Linked DNA regions of Homo sapiens: region 2 is linked to region 1. The links are chromatin loops, found by intact Hi-C in ENCODE. Cell type or tissue: spleen. All regions are shown on one strand. Links, peaks and the distances in the headings refer to the core of each region. The heading gives the core; the rest is flanking DNA. Region 1 overlaps TSPEAR (thrombospondin type laminin G domain and EAR repeats). Region 2 has its middle 18 kb from the start of TSPEAR.

Region 1 (2,900 bases), core at 222-2,721:
TGCCTCCTCCCCCTGCCAGCAGGCCTGCTGCGTGCCCGTCTGCTGCAAGACTGTCTGCTGCAAGCCTGTGTACTGTGTGCCTGTCTGCAGTGGGGATTCTTCATGCTGCCAGCAGTCTAGCTGCCAGTCAGCTTGCTGCACCTCCTCCCCCTGCCAGCAGGCCTGCTGTGTGCCCATCTGCTGCAAGCCTGTCTGCTCTGGGATTTCCTCTTCGTGCTGCCAGCAGTCTAGCTGTGTGAGCTGTGTGTCCAGTCCCTGCTGCCAGGCGGTCTGTGAGCCCAGCCCCTGCCAATCAGGCTGCATCAGCTCCTGCACGCCCTCGTGCTGCCAGCAGTCTAGCTGCAAGCCGGCTTGCTGCACCTCCTCCCCTTGCCAGCAGGCCTGCTGTGTGCCTGTCTGCTGCAAGCCCGTCTGCTGTGTGCCCACCTGCTCTGATGATTCCGGTTCATGCTGCCAGCCAGCTTGCTGCACCTCCTCCCAAAGCCAGCAGGGCTGCTGCGTGCCCGTCTGCTGTAAGCCTGTGTGCTGTGTGCCCGTCTGCTCTGGGGCTTCCACTTCATGCTGCCAGCAGTCTAGCTGCCAGCCGGCTTGCTGCACCACCTCCTGCTGCAGACCCTCCTCCTCCGTGTCCCTCCTCTGCCGCCCCGTGTGCAGGCCCGCCTGCTGCGTGCCCGTCCCCTCCTGCTGCGCCCCCACCTCCTCCTGCCAGGCCAGCTGCTGCCGCCCAGCCTCCTGTGTGTCTCTCCTTTGCCGCCCCGCATGCTCCCGCCCGGCCTGCTGTGGCCCCACCTCAACCCAGAAGTCCAGCTGCTGAGTGATCTCCTTAAGATCATCCAAAGCCTGAGTGCTCACTGCCACCTGCACCCCTGGATTCTTTACCCTTGACGGCTCTCCACATCCCGCTCCTAAGCCCTGCAGTGGACGTCAGTGGTCAGCTGGCCATCCAGTGTGCGCTTCTCCTCCTAGAAGCAGCTCAGCTGTTTCTCCAAGTCTTGACTTTCCCCCAATTACCCAGCCCTGCTTCCCCAGCAACAGGTGGGCAGTGACCCCAGCAAGGCCAGCGGGTGCTCCCAGGCCATAGCCCGGTGTGGGGAGAAATGAGGGTAGACAGGTACCAACTGGGTTTCTCGTCACTGTCCCAGCTCAGTGGCGAGCCCTGCTCCTCCCCTGCTGTGGGCCTGGGCCTCTTTCTCTGTCTTCCCTGACCACGGGAGCAGGTCAGACCCTTCTAATAAACTCCTTTCCTAAAAAGTACAACTGGAATTCATTCTTGTTGTTCACAACCAAAGACCCCTGCCTGATGCCCCCCACCCGCGGGTGGTCCTGGGCTGCTCCCACGCCACGAGGTCCCTGTCCTTCCCAGGCGTCCTGGCAGCCCTGCACCAGCCTCACCACACGGATGTCCGAGGGGTAGGCAGGACTGAGGGATGGGAGAGGTGAGGGATCCAACAGCAGCGCCTGCCCTGGGTGGGGCTGCTTTGGGGCCTCCCCAGAAACTGGGTTGTGTCCAGCCCCTGGCTCCAGAAAGGAAACCCCATGGCCGTGTGCAGAATGGGTCCACACGGTGGGCGGGGACGGCCATCCTGAGGCCCGCTGGCCGGGCTGGCCCTTGGCTGGCGTCTGGGAACTGGGATTTCCGAGGGGCTCCCCCCGGCCCCGCCTCACTGGGCCTGAGCTGTTTGTACCATGTGGTTTAGGCCGAACACCCACATCCCTGCTGGGAGTCTGGAATTCTGGCGTAGCCCAGGCAGAAGCTGCTCACGTGACCAGTCCCCGGGTACATCACCGGGCAGGGCATCCCCAACATCGCACACGCAGCGTCCCAGCTGCTTGCAGAGGAGTGAGGCGCGTCCTGCGTGACCCCCACCCCAGGAGAGGCCTCCAAAGCTGAGCCTGGTGCCCCTGGACTCGGCCCCAGGAACCTTTCCCTTGGTTGATTTTGCTCAGTGTCCTCCCTGTGGGAAATCACAGCTGTGAATACCACAACCTGTGTGGCCTGTGTCCTCCTGGAGAATCGCCGTCTTGGGGACCCTGACACAGACCCCAAGCTGCCCTTCCCAAGCAATGACAATGCTGTCCTAGGACAGTGCTGGGTGCATTTCTGGTAGTGCTTCCTTTGACTCCTGCTCCAGAGGGGGTGGAGACAGAGAAGGAGGCTGGGTGAGGCCAGGCCATCGTAGGTTTCATGAGGAGCAGAGCCGACCTGCGCCTGCAACGAGCTGTCCCTCCCCTGTGGTGGCCACAGAGGCTGTGGCCTGAAACTCTGGCGTGGGGCTGGAGCACCAGCTGGCAAGGAATAAGCCCCCACATGTCCCACCTGGCACTCCTCTGCCCCTACCCCGGCCCCTGTGCAGAAGAAATGAGCCAGGCTTCTCTCTGGCACCAGGGCTACACCCTAAGTCAGCATCCCAGGCTTTGCGTCACTGGCTCCCCTCTGGTTCTCCAGGAGGCACCAAGGGGACCCTGTGGTGAGTCCCCCAACTACAGGCACCTGAATCCCACAGACGGCAAGATGGAGGGGCCTTGCTCAGAGAAGCACGTCCTCCTCTGCGGATCCCAGACTCGGCTCCTCCCCTAGGCATGGCCCCAGCAAGCATCCAGGCATGTGAGCCTCTGGGGAAACACGCCCCCCACGCCCCGGGTGTGAACTTCAGGGGAGGTGTGCTGTGGGGCAGAAACATCAAGTTCCCTTCCAAGGGCAACAGGTGGAACTTCAGAACCTCCTGCAAGAGGAAGGGCGTGCCAGGGTGGCTGAGCAGAGAGAAGCAGCCTCCTCCAAGGGGCCATTCTCAGCCGCACCACAGAAGCTGACGGTGGCTGAAACTGCCCTTTGTCACCTGGACATTCACCATTTGCCCTGGTCAACAATGCCTACCGCCATCCCTGGTGAAAGAACCAAT
Region 2 (2,900 bases), core at 135-2,634, 130 kb after region 1:
GGTCAGGAGTTCGAGACCAGCCTGACCAACATGGAGAAACCCCATCTCTACTAAAAATACAAAATTAGCTGGGCGTGATGGCGCATGCCTGTAATCCCAGCTACTCGGGAGGCTGAGGCAGGAGAATCATTTGAACCCCGGAGGCAGAGGTTGTGTTGAGCCGAGATCGCGCCATTGCACTCCAGCCTGGGCAACAAGAGCAAAACTCCATCTCAAAAAAAAAAAAAAAAAAAAAAAAAAAGTATATCTTGGCATTAGTGCTATTCTCAGCATCAGAAGTCAAAATGGCAACTCATTAAGCATCACCACCAGCGATGTTTGTGGTGGGAGAGTGGAGACCATAGACCCCCAGCATTGATAATGTTGGTCCAAGTAAAATGCAAGAACTTCAAATGCAAGGGTCAAAGTGTCCCTTGAATAACCGCATTTTTCTCGGGTAGAATTCCAAATTACAGCGAGTTCATAGCACTGGTCCTGCCCCGCCACGATGACCCACTTGGTGTTGATGGACGAGAACGCGCTTGTGTCTTACTCGTGCAGTTTGCTAAACTAACAACCAAAAGGCCATCGCGCCCTTACAGTTTTATTCCCCGCTGACAGATTTGAGGGGAGCTGTCAGGTGGGAGGCTTCTGAGAGCATTCTAGCCTATTACACCCAGCAAATAGATTACATCACTTAGACATACGTTTGCTTTTAAAAATAACTTTATTTTTCCTACGACACAAGTAATAATAGGTTCCTTGTTGAAACCTCATCACATATGGATGACAAAAAGTAGGAATGAAAACTGATCACAATTTCACTGTCAGAGATAGACACTGAGCATCTCGGCACCGTGCAGCAAGAATGTATGTAGATACCCATGGTAGATAAAAAATATATGATATATGGGCATAAAACATGGACTGTCCCGTCGTCTTCTGTGAGCCGCCAGCACAGCTGATGATGTGGGTGGCACAGGCATTGAGTCACCACTGGGAGTGGCCGTCATCCCTCTCCTGAAGAGACGGGGGATAGGGGGCCTGTGGGGCACCTGGGGATCGTCCCCTCCTCCACATGGCCTGTGCAGCTGGTCAGAGTGAGCTCACCAGGAGCACCGGCTGCTCCCAGCCCTGGGCCCCCTTGAGTTCTCCACCAGCACCCCGCCCCTGCGAATATGCACAGATCAAGGGGACAGGGCCCCGCTGGGCCACAGGCTCAGGACAGGTGACCATCCAAGAGGGCCGGGAAGTGGAGGGTGCTGCACACTGGCCTGCTGGCCCAGTATCACCCGATCTCGTGTCTGCCTCTTGAGCGCTGATGGTGTGCGTCTGTGCCCCTCACAAAACAGCACTGCGGTAAGTCCAAGACACAAGCGGGCCAAAGACTCAAGGCAGTGCAGAAGGCGGCACGTGTTCCAGGGGAACACGGCACCCCTGACCATAGCAAGAGGCACAGGAAAGCGGCCTGCAGCAGGGAGGGGGCGGAGAGCCTGGTGTCTTCTGCATCCTAGGGAGCCAGGCTGCCTGTGCCCCAGTGGCTTCTCCATAACTTCTGGGTTCTGTGGATGTCCCCTGCAGCCGGGACTCCTGACCGAGGCAGCTCCGTCAGGGTCCAACTGATTCCCCGCACATTGGGCAAGAGGTGGTTCCTAATCACACATCAGCTTCTTGATGACCGTTAGTGGATTTTGGCTGCTGTAAGAAAATACCACTGACTGGGTGTTTCAACAACAAGCTGTGTTCCTCACAGTCTAGGGGCTGGAAGTTGGAGGCCAAGGTGGCAGCAGGGTCGGGTTCTGGCAAGGACACTCTTCCTGGTTTGCTCGCGGCTGTCTTCTTCTTGCACCCTCATGTGGCAGACAGAGCAAAAGTGACAGCATGCTCTCTGGGGTCTCCTTCATAAGAGGACCCCATCATGAGGGCCACAACCTAATCACCTCCCAAACGCCCTGCCTCCTAGCGCCACCACACCAGGGTTAGAATTTCTATATAGGAACTCTGGGGAGATGCAATCGGCCCATAACATTCTATTCCTGACTCCGAAATTGTACGTCCTTCTCATGTGCAAAACACATTCATTTCACCCCTCCAACCCCAAAGTGGTGGCTCGTTCTGCCATCAGCTCTAAAGTCTAAAGTCCAAAGTCTCATCTAAACATCATCTAAATCAGATACGGGTGACACTCAAAGTTTACTTCCTCCCTAGCTGTGAACCTGTAAAATGGAACAAGTTACATGCGTTTAAAATACAATGGTGGGAGAGCCATATGACAGACTTTCCCATTCCGAAGGGGGAAATGGGAAGGAAGAAAAGGGTAACAGGTCCCATGGAGCCTGGACCCCAATAGGGCAAACAATGTTAAATCTTCAGGCTCAAGAATCATCTTCTTTGGCTTGAGCCCCTGCCCTCCAGACCCACTACGGCCATGGTCCTGCCCCTGCAGCTCTGGGGGGCAGGGGTCATGCCTGCAAGGCTCTGGGCAGCCCTGCCCCCAAGGCTTTGGGCAGGGAGCATCTGGCCTGTTGCTCCCAGGGAGCAGCTGCCCATGTGGCAGCCCTGATGGACTCTAAATCACCTTCTGGGTCCTTCTTCCCTTGTCTTGAAGAATAGTGCATGTTCACAGCCAAATAGCTCCCTGGTCCTGCTCGGTACAACCCAAGAGGTCAGACGGCCAAACTCACTTCCTTCCCCTCTCTCCCACCTTTGGTTCAAGCTGAGTGTTCCTGCCGGGACAGCTGGTTGTGACTGTGGTTCACACCCACACAAATCCCCTTATCAGATGGTCATCTGGCTATGCCCTTAATGTTCTCTTCCAAACACACATTCTCATTTTTTTACATTATGCATAGGCTGAGGATTTTCCAAATCTTTAAGTTCTGGTTTCTTTTTGTTTAACAGCTTGGTCTTGAAATCATTTC

What was found. Peaks named below come from ENCODE experiments on the same cell type or tissue, not always from the same donor. Only the 100,000 strongest peaks of a DNase experiment are listed, where the experiment ranks them.
Region 2: it touches region 1 in a loop (6-fold over the local background); 6 of 110 quality-filtered maps call a loop at or near these places.

The regions. Positions count from the first base shown.
Region 1 is chr21:44,600,921-44,603,820 of GRCh38, forward strand. All of the region lies in intron 1 of TSPEAR (thrombospondin type laminin G domain and EAR repeats), which reads right to left. It overlaps KRTAP10-7 (keratin associated protein 10-7), which reads left to right. Exons shown (of 1, transcript NM_198689.3): 1 at 1-1,254. The coding sequence ends at 814. Among named protein-coding and RNA genes, the nearest start is that of KRTAP10-7, 1.8 kb to the left of the region's middle. RefSeq lists enhancers at 1-310, 311-1,070, 1,169-2,025, 2,026-2,880. In spleen, for the core only: no CTCF peak of the experiment used is centred there; no DNase peak of the experiment used is centred there; H3K27me3 peaks cover 2,369 bases.
Region 2 is chr21:44,728,390-44,731,289 of GRCh38, forward strand. No RefSeq gene overlaps it. Among named protein-coding and RNA genes, the nearest start is that of TSPEAR, 18 kb to the left of the region's middle. RefSeq lists enhancers at 1,964-2,464, 2,465-2,900. In spleen, for the core only: no CTCF peak of the experiment used is centred there; a DNase peak (open chromatin) is centred at 1,342; H3K27me3 peaks cover 1,634 bases.